5 separate regions of the Homo sapiens genome follow, and all the other regions are linked to region 2. Evidence: chromatin contacts called from ENCODE Hi-C or POLR2A ChIA-PET data. All regions are on one chromosome and are shown on one strand. Each heading gives the region's core, a stretch centred on a gene start or an enhancer-like site at or near the end of the contact. The rest is flanking DNA. Distances are from core to core; before and after follow the strand shown.

What was found. Hi-C counts contacts between places; a loop is a spot of excess contacts on that map. ChIA-PET counts read pairs that join two places held with the same protein, here RNA polymerase II (POLR2A). Pooled maps may share reads with other maps.
Region 1: a loop to region 2 is called in a map of K562, with 9 times the contacts of the local background. The contact joins two enhancer-like sites. A Hi-C loop is called at or near these places in 5 of 168 maps with a recorded cell type or tissue (B cell, HCT116, K562 and 2 more), 17 of 37 single-sample maps with no recorded cell type and 14 of 50 pooled maps. POLR2A ChIA-PET finds 5 or more read pairs at or near these places in 2 of 52 experiments (B cell and MCF 10A).
Region 3: a loop to region 2 is called in a map of IMR-90, with 6 times the contacts of the local background. The contact joins two enhancer-like sites. A Hi-C loop is called at or near these places in 2 of 168 maps with a recorded cell type or tissue (IMR-90 and gastrocnemius medialis) and 4 of 50 pooled maps. POLR2A ChIA-PET finds 5 or more read pairs at or near these places in 1 of 52 experiments (AG04449).
Region 4: a loop to region 2 is called in a map of gastrocnemius medialis, with 8 times the contacts of the local background. The contact joins two enhancer-like sites. A Hi-C loop is called at or near these places in 42 of 168 maps with a recorded cell type or tissue (A673, Calu3, GM12878 and 19 more), 17 of 37 single-sample maps with no recorded cell type and 28 of 50 pooled maps. POLR2A ChIA-PET finds 5 or more read pairs at or near these places in 2 of 52 experiments (HEK293 and WTC11).
Region 5: a map of natural killer cell shows a loop between it and region 2 (4-fold over the local background). The contact joins two enhancer-like sites. A Hi-C loop is called at or near these places in 7 of 168 maps with a recorded cell type or tissue (B cell, CD14-positive monocyte, GM12878 and 4 more), 37 of 37 single-sample maps with no recorded cell type and 15 of 50 pooled maps.

Annotation. Positions count from the first base shown.
Region 1 is chr6:163,553,561-163,556,260 of GRCh38, reverse strand. The region is part of intron 4 of QKI (QKI, KH domain containing RNA binding); the gene reads right to left. Among named protein-coding and RNA genes, the nearest start is that of QKI, 140 kb to the right of the region's middle. Within about 2 kb of position 1,392, at least 5 of the 41 ENCODE cell types and tissues checked have a DNase peak (open chromatin) inside an H3K27ac peak, as active enhancers do.
Region 2 is chr6:163,955,478-163,958,177 of GRCh38, reverse strand. The region is part of intron 4 of LOC105378102 (a long non-coding RNA gene); the gene reads right to left. Among named protein-coding and RNA genes, the nearest start is that of QKI, 540 kb to the right of the region's middle. Within about 2 kb of position 1,382, at least 4 of the 41 ENCODE cell types and tissues checked have a DNase peak (open chromatin) inside an H3K27ac peak, as active enhancers do; they include gastrocnemius medialis, left ventricle myocardium inferior and psoas muscle, where a contact is called at or near this core.
Region 3 is chr6:163,532,323-163,535,022 of GRCh38, reverse strand. QKI (QKI, KH domain containing RNA binding) reads right to left here. Exons shown (of 8, transcript NM_006775.3): 4 at 1-41. Among named protein-coding and RNA genes, the nearest start is that of QKI, 120 kb to the right of the region's middle. Within about 2 kb of position 1,347, at least 4 of the 41 ENCODE cell types and tissues checked have a DNase peak (open chromatin) inside an H3K27ac peak, as active enhancers do; they include gastrocnemius medialis, where a contact is called at or near this core.
Region 4 is chr6:163,584,646-163,587,345 of GRCh38, reverse strand. No RefSeq gene overlaps it. Among named protein-coding and RNA genes, the nearest start is that of QKI, 170 kb to the right of the region's middle. Within about 2 kb of position 1,330, at least 9 of the 41 ENCODE cell types and tissues checked have a DNase peak (open chromatin) inside an H3K27ac peak, as active enhancers do; they include gastrocnemius medialis, left ventricle myocardium inferior and psoas muscle, where a contact is called at or near this core.
Region 5 is chr6:163,666,507-163,669,206 of GRCh38, reverse strand. The region is part of intron 1 of LOC102724152 (a long non-coding RNA gene); the gene reads left to right. Among named protein-coding and RNA genes, the nearest start is that of QKI, 250 kb to the right of the region's middle. Within about 2 kb of position 1,391, at least 6 of the 41 ENCODE cell types and tissues checked have a DNase peak (open chromatin) inside an H3K27ac peak, as active enhancers do.

The DNA.
Region 1 (2,700 bases), core at 143-2,642, 400 kb after region 2:
GACTACAGGCGTGAGCCACTGTGCCCAGCCATCATCAACTATGTTTAACAGCTATGTTAAAAGGATACAAACAGGTCACGTTTAATGTAATTTATACATTGTTCAACTTTTCTAGACTTAGACACTAGATCTTCATTATCCAATCATTTACGCTTCCTAACAAATGTGTGGTATTGGCAGTGCATTATCCCTGAGGCTCAGGCAGGGTAGGCAGCTTATCCAAAGCCACAAAAGTTCACATTGCAAACCTGGCTTCCAACCCAGAATACCTGATTCAAAGTCCTCATGTTTAACCATTACATTATACCTTCTCCAGTCTTATGATGCCTTTAAGTGGAAGTATCTTTTGAATTCATCAGACCACATGTTAGAAAGTAAGAAAATCATGTTTATTTAGTATTTTTAGATCTATATACTTTTAAAAAAAAACTACAACAAAGTAATCACCAGAGAGCTGAAACAAATGTGTATTTCCAAATCATTAAAACTATGTCAACTAAAAAAATAATTCGAACCACTGCCTATCACAAAGGCCCAAATTCTCCAGCATTCAGGGCATTGAACAGTTTACATGAGCAACCTTGCTTGCAAATGTTTTGCATTAGTCAAAATCATCTGTCCACAATCCCCGAGTAGACCTGGTACTTTCCTCTCCAAGTTAGGCTCCTATTGGAAGCATCCTATGTGTTCCTCAATAACACAGATCATCGTTTTCTCTCAGAGTGCAGGCTTTTTTTTTTTTTTTTTTTTTGAGCTGGAGTTTCGCTCTGTCGCTAGGCTTCAGTGCTGTGGCGTGATCTTGGCTCACTGCAACCTCCAACTCCCTGGTTCAAGCGATTCTCCTGAGTGCAGGCTTTTCTAAGAACTCTCACGCATACTGGTCTTGCTTTTATAAATTCATGCTGCTTATTTTTGGGGTGATCAATCATATATAGCCATGTGCTATCTCAGTTTTTCTATTTTTTGATTTTTAAAGAAATTTATCATGAATTGTATCCATAAACTAACCAATAACCAATAAACCCATGTTCCTTGTAACCCCCAAAGCCTTGCAAAAATGAATGTGCTCAACATATTTTAAAAAATGAATTAGTTTTCTATAAATTTGAAATAATGGGTAGAAAAGGTTTTCCAAACAAAAAAATACATGACTAATTTAATTGAAGAATAACAAATATCAGAGAAAAGAAAAAATGATGAGTGACCACATTTTATGAAGAATTTTGATGCCAATTACCACCTTGATCTGCTCCGACAGCTTTGGCAGACAGAAGATGACAGATAATTTGATTGACTTAAACAAAGGGGTTTATGAGAGGGAAGTGACAAAAAAGGATTTGTCTTTAAAGCCTCACTGTGCTATTTTGTGGATGGACTGCTGGGGGCGCCAGCGTGATTACTGAGATAGGTCATGAGCTTTAACATTGTCCAGGCAACAGAGAGGATGAACTGGACTGGGGTAGAGGTTGTAACAGAGATGAAAAGAGTTATGTTAACCTGACAAGGCATGATGATCAGTTGGACACAGAGGGTAAGGGAAAAGGAGAAATTGAACAATGTTGTTTAGGTTCTTGATTTAAGCAATAAAGTAGACGGTGGCTCCATGTAATGAGATAAAAATTGAGGAATATGGAATCAGAAGTTCTCTCTTGAAAGGTTACATCTGAAATACTTATCTTAAACACCTAAGTGGAGATGTCAGGTACACAGCTGAATATTCATCTGGTTGATCAACTTATTCCAACTTATCCTATACAGCTGGTAGAAAAATATGCTTTCATATTTCTTGAGTTTTTCTCCAAGATGATGTGGCAGTTACTAAGTTCCAAACTGAACTGCCATATGCTTTCCAATGCTTAAGTGTAGGGCTCTACAACTACTACTTCTTTGCCAGCCGGTTTTCTGTGAGGTTCTCAGAACTGAGGCATAGTGTGGGTGTAAAGCAGCCGACCCTGAAGAGCTGGATGAGGGAAAGAGATGTTCTCTTTCCCATGTGCGCTCCTTTCAGCTATGCACTTGCCAGAGGCAGCTGTCTCCTGGCTCCATGCTTCTTTCCCAGCACCTCTAGAACCAGTCTCATCGTGCAGCCCCTTCCCTCCATGCACACCAGAAGCAGCCAGCTAGGGTTCTCCCCTCTGAGCTCCTGAGGTTCTTGAAGTAGCTGAGAGACACCAAGCCAGGGTCTTGGTTTCATCATTACACAGGCTTTCTTCTCTTTTATTCCAGCCCTGGGGTAAAAGATGCTTTTTTTGCAGTCTCTAAATCTGTATTACAGCCTGTCTTTCTCCTTTTTCAGTTCTCAATACCTGTGTAACCAATCAACAACTTTCCACACATAAAGCAAGGTAGAGGGAAAGTGTCAGGCACTTTATTTAACCAGAAAAGCTTAAAACACTCAAACACACACAAATATGATGCTCCTCCTCCATTAAAACTATATAAAACTAACAAAGATTTGTACCTTAGGACAATATGTTCTGCCTCTCTTCAACAAGGTATAAACAGATCCACTGAAAAGTAACAATCTCAGAAAAACAAAAGCCAAGTCTCAATAATAAGTACTTACTTCTTCTAATGCTAAATACGATACAATCTGTGATTTTATTAATAGTAATAGTAATCTTAACAGGCATGATAAACTTCTGAAGGATTTATATGATTCACAACTCCGGCTACATACTAGCATTAGTAGAGCCACAT
Region 2 (2,700 bases), core at 133-2,632:
GCTCCTGAGAACAAAGCTAAAGTATGCCAATCAAACCATGTGCCCTGGAGGAAAAACTTGGGGCACTCTCTTCTAGCAGCTAATAAAAAATAGGACAACACTTGAATTCTACACGGAGAACTGTTTCTTACATTTAGTTGATACAGTAAGAAGTAACCAGCTACAGAGAAATCACAAGATCTGGATTAGACCAGAACATTTGTTTATTAAAATGTAATTTAAGTAATCAGAACCTTGTGAATGTTTCAAACTGGAAACCCTAGAAAATCTAAGTTTTCTCATGAGATATTTTCTAGTAAACACTTCCATTGCCCAGTCACACCTATAAAGTGAGTATGCACCTGTGTATGATCCCATAAGAGCACTTTTAAAGTAACAAAACCACTATAATATGAAGAGTAATATGATAATTTCCTTTTCAAACACTGATTTTATGAGAAGCGCTTGATCCCAAAATACCTGTATGAGACCAGCTCACTCTTTCCTACATAGAATCAATACTTTATTGGCCTATAAATCTAAGATGCATATAATTCTTAAGTCTTCTTTTCAAACACTGCTAACTGTTAAAGTATGTCCATTAAAACTAAGGAAAAATCATTTTTATAAAATATGGATGAACCTATGTCTAAACGAAGATATTCATAAAGATAGCACAAAAAATGAGCCAAGACTCAAATGAATAAAAACTTCCCTGACTATCCAAGTGCCAAGCATTGTGTCTCTCAGCATTAGAATATTAAGAAATAGCCTTCCCGCAGTTGTATGTACAGTGGTATAATTAGAATAAAATTGAAGTATTCTTTGAAACAGAAGCCTTAGAAAAATGAGTGAAGAACATCAGTGGATTTCCTAAACTGATATTCTGCGAAGCACTCTTCCAAAAACATTAATAAATGTGCCACAAAATAAATGCCCATGGTCAAACAAGTTTAGGAAAAACTCTGTTGTACAAAATGCACTTTTCATATTAAAGGCACTGAGAAGTTCTGCAACAAAGAATCATGTTTAATTGTATTTAATCCACCATTTCCAAAATTTGAAATGAGAAAATATAATACCCACCCCACTGCTGGCATACCTTTTATTAACCAAAAGAATCATTTCTTAGGAAATTCTAATTTGAGAAACAATAGATCGTTTAAAGAGATCTGGTATTTGCCTTTCTTACCCAAACTTTCAAAAGGAAAGGAAGTGTATTGAAAAAATAATTTGAGGTTTTATTGACTCATGCTGTCAGTCGAATGCTTTCTGTCCATTTTTTTCACGAATTGGGTATATTCCAGCCTCCTGGTCTCCCAGCCTTGGGGAGTGACCTTCCGTTTCCAGGGGAAATACAGGTGCCCAGAACTTCCAGCAGGGGGCTCTGTCCGCTAGCACTGACTGTGAAGGACTCAAAGCTGGTTCAAGGTTAAGATGGCTCAACAAGTGACGAGCCAGAAATGTCATCTGGCCACTAGGACGCCGCATTATGAAAGTGTGATCATGGTTCAAGAACGTTGCCATGAGGAAAATCTGTGCACGGAATTACTATTATTAGGTTTTATCGTGTGTGCATTTTCAAACATAGTAAGACAGCCCAAAAGGGAAAAAGTAGAACAAGCCAAAAAGTATTTTAAAAAAATAATTATCCAATTATAGGGCTCCTGTTGAAAATATTAAAAGAACTTAAAAGTTTCCCTACATGGTTGACAACTCAAGTATGCCCACTTTCTATCAAAAATAATGCAGAAAATACAAAATGCGAGAGAAAAGTTGAAAATAAATGGAAATAAACTACTTCCATTGAAACAAGGGACAAATATAACTCTTCAGAAATAATGTCTGCAAATGAGAGAAGCACATTGTTTTGAGGAAGCTGTATTTTGATGATGTTCACCCCTATAATCTGGATTATTTTTTCTTAAACTCTTTCTTCCATATCCCCAACATCCACCTTCTCCAGAAGGGATCAAACCAAAGCAAAAACGTGCTGTAAAAGATTTACAAATTAAATTGCTAAAGAATGGAAAATACTTGATTTAAGGTGAAAGCCGCACCACTTTAGCCAGAAGAGTTGGAAAGATGACAAATAAAGTGGCCAAGCAAGAAGATCAAAGGTGCAAAATAGACTTAATGGACACACACAGCTTTCTGCCCTTCCTTTAGTTGCCAGGGATGGTGGCTTATTGAAGGCATACGTAGTATTCCCACTGGGAGAGAAATGTGCAGCATGACAGGTGCAAGTGGCTAGTAAATTACGGCATTTGCAGGAGAGAGGAACACTTTATTCCCTCCCAAGCCTTAGGAGAGTGTATACATAACACACCCCTCATGGGTAAGACAATCAAACGTGGCCATTCTCTTGTTGAAATGCCACAACTATCTCTATAAATAATCCAAAAGAGAAAAGCAAATAGACCACACACTGATTTTCATGTACTCATGTGTTGCTTCTGAGAACATGATTACTTTTATCCTATGTTTTGATCTTACTAAGGATCAATGTTATATAAAGGTGTTATTTCCACATAGCCAGTACTTTTATGTACTTTTCATTTTCCCCAGGAAAGCTACTATTGGAATGGGTACATGATGTACACTGTAAAGTTTTGGCAGGAGGCAGAATTGCAGGGGGATACAATGTAATGTACGTAAATGATAATACCAAGCATTTGCGCTTAGATTGGGTCTCAGTCTTTTCATTGGAAATGTGACTTC
Region 3 (2,700 bases), core at 98-2,597, 420 kb after region 2:
TTTAGATGCTCCCAATTGGGCTTGCCTCTATTTTGCTCCTCCTAAAAAATTTACAGAGTACATGATTAAAATTATTCTCTTTAAAGAGAGAGCACATCTTTCATAATACTAACCTGTTGTCAATTATTTCAGCTATGTTTGCATTATTTTGCTATGATGGCACAAGTCTTTGAATTATTTTTCTGGGTCCTCAAAGTTTGATTGAATGTGAGACTACTGGGTCAAATGATAATTAATCCAACAAGTATTTACTGAGCACTTACTATCTACCAGGCACAGAACCAGATGCTAAAGATCAGCCCCAAGCGTGCTCCTATGCACTAGAAGCATACATCATCATCATGTATGTAGTATCATACAACATACATCTGATACTGTCCTTACATTACCATGAAAAACACTTTGAGAAACATGTCATTATTTCTGCATTTTACTTATAAGTAAACAGAAGGTCATCAAGGTTAAGGGGGTCACCTCTCAATGTCACACAGCTAACAGGCTGTCAATTTAGGAACTGAATCAAAGTTTTCATTCTCTAATTCAGTGATCTTTCCACTTCATTACAACTGCTTTTAATGACATTGGTTGTATTCAGCATTAGAAAAGGTATTTTGCATATAGATGTTATTGTGTAAGATGACTACCACTTGTTTTAAGTATTTCATGCGGTAATTATGAAAATAGTTTTATCTACATTCCCATCAGACCATACCTTAAAATTAACTGTAAGGCTACTCTTTAATTATATCAAGTCATAAATACTAGTTTCATAGAGAATATCTATATTTCATTTCCTTAATGTCTTCTAGTAAGAAATATCCCCATGTTGAAAACCTGGTTAAGCTACAGGGAGGTTAAGTAGAGTTGGCATAATTTCAGAATCGCTGTTTTAAGTTTTAGAGAAAGTGTTTTTAAATAAAATAAGAATATATAAGTAGTATATAAATGGTAAATATAAATGCACCTGGCACACAGCAAGGTACCACAGACAAACAATAAATATCTGCTGTTTTTGGACCTTTATTTTAGAAGTTACTATTTACCTAATTGTTAGATTCCAGTAAAAGAAAATAAAGCAGGCATAATAAAACTGCTTTCTGCAACAATTCACATGATTGAGCTTAGCCAATAAGGCTAAAAATAAATTTTAACAGTAAATGCTTCTGCTTTATTTTTAATCAACACATCTTTAGGATGAAAATGCATCCACATATTGTAAGGGGATACAGGGAAAAAAAAAATCAGACACAATCCTATGCTGGGCCATCTATGTATTTCCAAAGAGTGAACTCTGAGTCAGCACAGCATTTTACAGGGGTACCATCTGTCCGACACTGTGTGAACCACCAGCTCAGAATATCTGACTGTTTCAACATAAGGTCACATTACATTCTTTTTGATGATGTCATATCTTTACAAAGCTAGGTTGTTAGCGGTTGCTGTAATAAAAATCAAGAACATACAAAAATCAATGTGGAACAAGAAAAGAGGGTGGCAGTACAAAAATCTGATTCCAAAGTTTGAGAATTTGAACAGCACCCAAGAAAATACAAATGCTATTAGTAAAAATGTGGTTATTTACAAATAAAATGTATAGTCTGTTTCAAAGTTGTTTGTAGAGTAAATATTTAATAAACAGAACTCTGAAATATTTCTTTTTGACTAGGGTACACCATGCAAACTAAGTGGGAAACCAAGGAGTCAATGAATCAAGAAACTGGAAACCTCAGGGTTATCTGTATGGCAAGAAATAAAATATGTATTAATATCTCTAACTGTGGCAAGAAAAATTAGTTTTGTTATCCAGATTTCAATTGTTATGTTCAAGAATGCTAACAGTATTTTCTCACCAAAATTTGTATTTTTTATTTATCTTTTTTTTTTTGGAGAGAGACCTACAAAAGCTACTAGTCTGGTATTATTTGGTGGGCCTAAAAGTGCACCTATTTGACTAAACGCATATATATGAGGGACTTCTGTTTCCAGGCAAGATATAGTAACAGGAACCAGATTCACCTTCCTGCTGAAACAACCAAAAAACTGGCAAAACGTATCAACAAGTTTCAAGCCACTGGACATCAGACAACTAAGGACAAATGACACAGAGTTGGGAACAACTGAGGTGAGCCTATAACTGCCCCCACTCACTGGCTTGAGAGTCTCCAGACAACTCCATGAGGAGACTAAGCAAGAGTCCAGGGAAACCGAGGCAGCCAAAGCTCAGAGAGTCCTGGGAGAGCTGCCACTCAAATATTCAGCTGAACCCTGATCGTTGCATACTTGAGAGAAAATTCCAGAGGCCAGGGAAGGAACCACCCAAAAGGATTCCAGGTCAAAGTGCCTGGCTCTAGAAAAGAACAAGACTGAAAGACTTGAAGGATTCCCCACGGGTAAGGGACACAGAAAGGTCTTGCCTCAGTGGTAGGAAAAAACTAAACCTAATCTAAGCATTGTTCCAGTACAACTAAATACATTTTAAAAGTAAGACCAAATGCCTTAAATTATTTCCAACTAACTTAACTGTGTCCCAGGACAAAGCTCAAAGATATTTATAGGAATATAAAAATATCCACCCAACAAGGTAAAAGTCTGGCATACAATTAGAAATTAACGGGCATGCAAAGCAGCAAGAAAAATGCAATACATGAGACCACCTCCCCCCCAATCAATTCACTCAAACCAATCTAGAAGTGATACAGA
Region 4 (2,700 bases), core at 81-2,580, 370 kb after region 2:
GAAAATTTATGCAGCACCTTAAATATGTGCCTTTCTAATTGGAAATTCTGAGTGTTTCACAAGTACAAGTACTTTCCTACTTCTTCAAAAATATTAATTTTTTTGGAATAATGATAAAAGCTCAAACCTGTTCTGCTGGACAGGAGAAAGGGCAGCCGGGGGGCGCACAGAGGGAAAGCCTCCCTTTCTGTCTGTACTCCCTGTGGTTAAAATGTTACTATTTGGCCACACTGGCCTCCAGACATAACTGTGGCCAGGCACAGAACGGGGTTTCACACTAGGGTAAACCCTCAGATCTTCAAGGTCTATTCCCAGGTCTTTCCAGGCAGGTCTGGGGCTTGGAGTGTGGGAGCTACTGCTCTGTGGGCTGCTGCCTAGACGGCAAGCTCCTGGTTTTTGTTCGTTTGTTTTGTGTTTTTTTGGCGGAATTTTGCTCTGTTGCCCAGGCTGGAGTGTAGTGGCGTGATCTTGGCTCACTGCAACCTCCGCCTCCCGGGTTCAGGCGATTCTCCTGCCTCAGCCTCCCAAGTAGCTGGGATTACAGGCGTCCACCACCATGCCTTGTTAGTTTTTGTATTTTTAGTAGAGATGGGGTTTCGCCATGTTGGCCAGGCTAGTCTCGAACTCCTGGCCTCAAGTGAGGCCAGGCCTCCCAAAGTGCCTGGGATTACAGGCGTGAGCCACCATGCCTGGCCTGAACGTCTTATTATTTAAAAGTGTGTTGGGGTGGTGGTGGGGCCTTATTCCTAATACTTAAAATCATACACTGATGGCCAAAATCACACTACCAAGTATGACTTAGGAATTGAGAACTCAAGAAGATAACTTCAAGTACTTCTCCCCTTCCTAGGTAGAGGAGAAAACCAAACATCATATATAGGGAGATAGGATTCTAAGTCATGGTACAAACCTCCCCAGAGGAATTGTGAGAATCAGCTTTTCTTAAAGATCCTCACTTCCCCGTTTGCTAGTGTTTCTGAGTGATAACCAAGACCATCATTCCCAGGAGAGCACACGCAGTAAAGTCATCGACATCATCATTGCAGTTTCTCACTAGACGCCTTGTGCTGAGTGATGCACATTCAATCTATACTGTGCACCTCTTGATTACTGAAAAGTGGTTAAAGCTAGATTACAATAGTGCCCCCTTATTCACATTTCCCTTTCTGAAGTTTCGGTTACCTAAGGTCAACTATGTTAGAAAAATATTAAATGGACAGTTCCAGAAATAAACCTTTCTTAAGTTTTAAATTTCAAGCTATTCTGAGTAGTGTGATGAAATCTTGTGCCTTTCCGCCTGGGACATGAGTCATCCCTCTGTCCAGCATATCCTTGCTGTAGACACCTCCCCGGCCCCCAGCAGTCACTTGGCAGCCGTCTTAGTTATCAGATTAACTTCCTGTGTTCAAGTCATCCTTATTTTACTTATAATGGACCCAAAGCGCAAGAGCAGTGATGCTTGCAATTCAGACGGGACAAAGAGAATTGTAAGTGCTGCCTTTAAGTGAAAAAGTGAAAGCTTATCATAGGTACAAATATATAAGAAAAAACATTGCCGGGGTGTGGTGGCTCATGCTTGTAATTCCAGCACTTTGGGAGGCCGAGGCGGGTGGATCACTTGAGGACAGGAGTTCGAGACCAGCCTGGCCAACATGGTGAAACCCTGTCTCTACTAAAAATACAAAAAATTAGCTGGGCGTGGTGGCACATGCCTGTAATCCCAGCTATTTGGGGGTCTGAGGCAGGAGAATTGCTTGAATTCGGGAGGTGGAGGTTGCAGTGAGCCGAGATTGCACCAGCAGTGAGACTCTGTCTCAAAATAGAAAAAAGAAAAAACATAACGTAATCAGGTTCTGTGCTATCTATGGTTTCAGTCATCCACTGGGAGTCTGAAAATGTATCCCCTATATATAAGAAGGGGCCACTGTATTTCAATTCTCTCAGTCCTAATCTAAGTCTATACTTTTCAAAGATTTATCAATGAAAGCAAGTCAAGATCAATTGATTTTTGTTGTTGTTAAAACAACTGTAGGACTCCCACTAGAAGCCCGAAAACTTTTTAAGGCAAAAATTGTGAGACACGTATTTGGTAGTGTGCTTTTTTAGTATTCTGTAAGTAATTTCAAATATTAGCAGTAAGATGGTTTTTAAATTTTGTTTTAGAGAACAGGCATTTGTATTCCCTAGTAATTATTGTTATGAATGATTTTTGGGTTAAATAAACAAAAGTTTGTGGTCTAAGCCTCAATTTAGATGTGATATAGTGTTCTAATAGTAGAAATTTCAGTTATGTTTAGATAGCCGCTACACCATTTGGAGAAACCCACGTTGGATGTAAGTTGGATTTTAAAGTGCACAGGCCCAGCAGAGTCACAGTTGTGTGATGAAAGCATTAGTATGAATGCCTCCACTAGGACTAAATAAATTGTCAGTCGACAGAACATTGAATAGAGTGAAATAAGAACCCCCCTGATTACTATGCCAGGTCATATAATCCATAGGGAACTAAGTTCTGCGGGAAGAGAATCAGATAATGCTAGCTTCAAATAAACTGAAATCCCACAAAATTCAATGGTAAATGAAGTTACTAGGGAAAAAAGAAAAAAAAAACCCTAGTTATTTCAGCATCATTGATACCAAGTGGAAATCTCCAATCCATAATCCATATCCCTTGAAAAGGAGATTTGTAGTAGGTAGGGA
Region 5 (2,700 bases), core at 142-2,641, 290 kb after region 2:
CAAACTCTGGAAAATGCAGGGACATTGAGTTGGAGAAAATGATCTTTGAAAAGCCCTGAAAAGCGGGGCACGGTGGCTCATGCTTGTAACCTCAGCACTTTGGGAGGCCGAGGCGGGCGGATCACGAGGTCAGGAGATCGAGACCACAGTGAAACCCCATCTCTACTAAAAATACTAAAAATTAGCCAGGCATGGTGGTGGGTGCCTGTAGTCCCAGCTACTCGGAGAGGCTGAGGCAGGAGAATGGCGTGAACCCGGGAGGCGGGGCTTGCAGTGAGCCAAGATCACACCACTGCACTCCAGCCTGGGCGACAGAGCGAGACTCTGTCTCAAAAAAAAAAAAAAAAAAAAAAAAAGAAAAGAAAGGCACTGGAATGTTATCAAGATCACCCAGTGACTCCGATGTGCAAGAAAGCTTAGAAACCATCCAATCAAAGTCTTTTTTTCTTAATTCAAAAAAAAAACACTCTTTTTATGGGCATAAAAGTATTTATTTCAAAGAGGTCAGAAAGCAATGGCTGGCCATGCCAGAAAAGGAAGCTAAGACGGCTAGGATCTAACTAGGAGGGTAAGTTGCAACCTGTTCATACTGCCCAGATGGAAAGGGGACTCCTATAATATCAGCTTCATACATCCACTGTCTGTAACTTCCGTTACCTAATACCATCTCCGTCAGCCTTTCAGCCAAGTATGGTAGCATCTTTCTCGAATATTTATAAATTGCCTACAAGCACTGAAATTGCTGTTAGAAACTATACATCTTCAAACATGCACACTCCATTCTGTTCTCTCCAGACTCTGTTCTCCCCAGAATCCTGCTAATTTCTCTACAGTTTCAAGTCTCAGTCAGGGCTTCAGAAGGTTGAGGAACAGGCTACCCTCTGCAGTCAAGTTTGTCCTGGCTACGAAGTCCTGCCCCACCTGCAATCTGCCTCTGCCCTCGTGCAGTTGTGACAGACTGGAAAGCGCATTGTATTGAATTACCCTTTCTAGAAAAGAGCCAAGTAAGAAATTAGTTATTCATAAGTTCTTTGTGCATGATTTGCCACAGAAATAACATGAACTATTTTTGTAGGGCTTTGACAAACCTGACTAGGCTTAGCCCAACCTGGAATAGTCCCTGGGGAGCCTGCGAAAAACAAGCCACATGAGCTGTCCTGATGCTAGCTTCTGAGGGCCCTGACCCCCAGATCTCTATCCTCCCCCTCACCCTGCTTCTCATCCCCACCCCCTGCAGTCCTTCCTCTCAGGCTTTTGCAGTTACTCAAGATACTGTGCACGTAGCAGAGCAATCAGATGCTTTCTCTCAGATGGCTTGGCTAATGGCCACTTCCTGTGGTTGTCAAATGAAAAAAGAAGAACTAGCACATCCCCAATGACTTATTGTATCACTTCCCGTATCTGACTATCTGGCAGCCAGCATAATTTAACATCACTCGTAAATTAAGAGCCTCTTGCGAGGGTGCCACAGCTGAGCCCACCACCCCGTTTTGCTGATTAGAAAGAAACCGTGCCAGGACTTCCATTATGAATAGTCATTTCCTAAAATGTAACTCCAACAACACTGACATCTAATCATATATTAAATGAATGAATAGGGGTTCCATATCCACCCTGTGGACCTCTGAGCTCATTCTGAAGATTAAAGTGACTTCCTTTAACGTTCTCCCCACTAGCACCGTGCCCGTAAGGCCAGATTTCACCGCGACCGCCCCTTGCACCCCCCAACCAGCCCTCCAGCCCCCAGGTTATCCCCCACACTTTTCCCTGTCTCTTGGCTTTGCTCCGTTTCCCTTCCCTTCATGGCCTGGCCTGTGAGAAGAGTCAAGGTGAGCTCAAGCGAGGACCCTCATTCTGCCCCAACACCTCAGGCCCCTTTCTTGTTGAGAGTGGACAGCTCCATCAGGCACTTGGTGCCAAATGGAAGCAATGGAACTCGGTGCTGGCTCTCCATGTCCAGCCAGCGCTGGCTGCAAGCAGCAGAGACAAGCAGGGGCAGAAATCATAAGCAGACCCCTAGGGCTGCGTGTCCTCCCCTGGGCAGGCACACAGTGGGGCGTGCTAAGCAGCTTCGTAGGTAGTGGCTGCGCCGCATCTTGTTGACCTTAGCAGAGAATCCCATTCTCTGCTAGGCTTTCCAGCCAGGCTGGAAAAGCCTAGCTCATACTTGAGGAAAAAGACCTCCTTGATGCCATATAGGTGGTTTTGCATGTGCGTTCGTTCTGTTCTCTTGCTTTTTTCAGTGTGGGATTGTGAATGAGCACTGGAGCTGGGTCCAATGGCCCAATTTGCACACTGGCTTTGTTTGGTGCAGAGCGTGGCCACGGCCTCAGCAGCCCTATTGGAAGTGAGCTGTGTTTGGGTAAATCATGACCTCTCTGAGCCTTGGGTTTCCCTCTGTAAAATCGCAACCACACTCTACTGAGCCTTGATCTATGTTCAGGACTGTGAAAAATCAATGAGACAACACATATGAAAATACTCTGGGAAATGGAAATTTATAGCTGTCATTTTGCTAAAACTTATAAGAATAGATTAGCCCAGTTCTAGTAATAACTTCATCATTTATGAGTTGTGTGTCTTTAAACATGATATTTAAACTTCCTCAACCACAGGAACTTCATACAACTCATGGCTCCTTCCTAAGTTTGCTGTGAAAACTAAAATGAGTTGATATAAAATACATACCACAGTACTTGG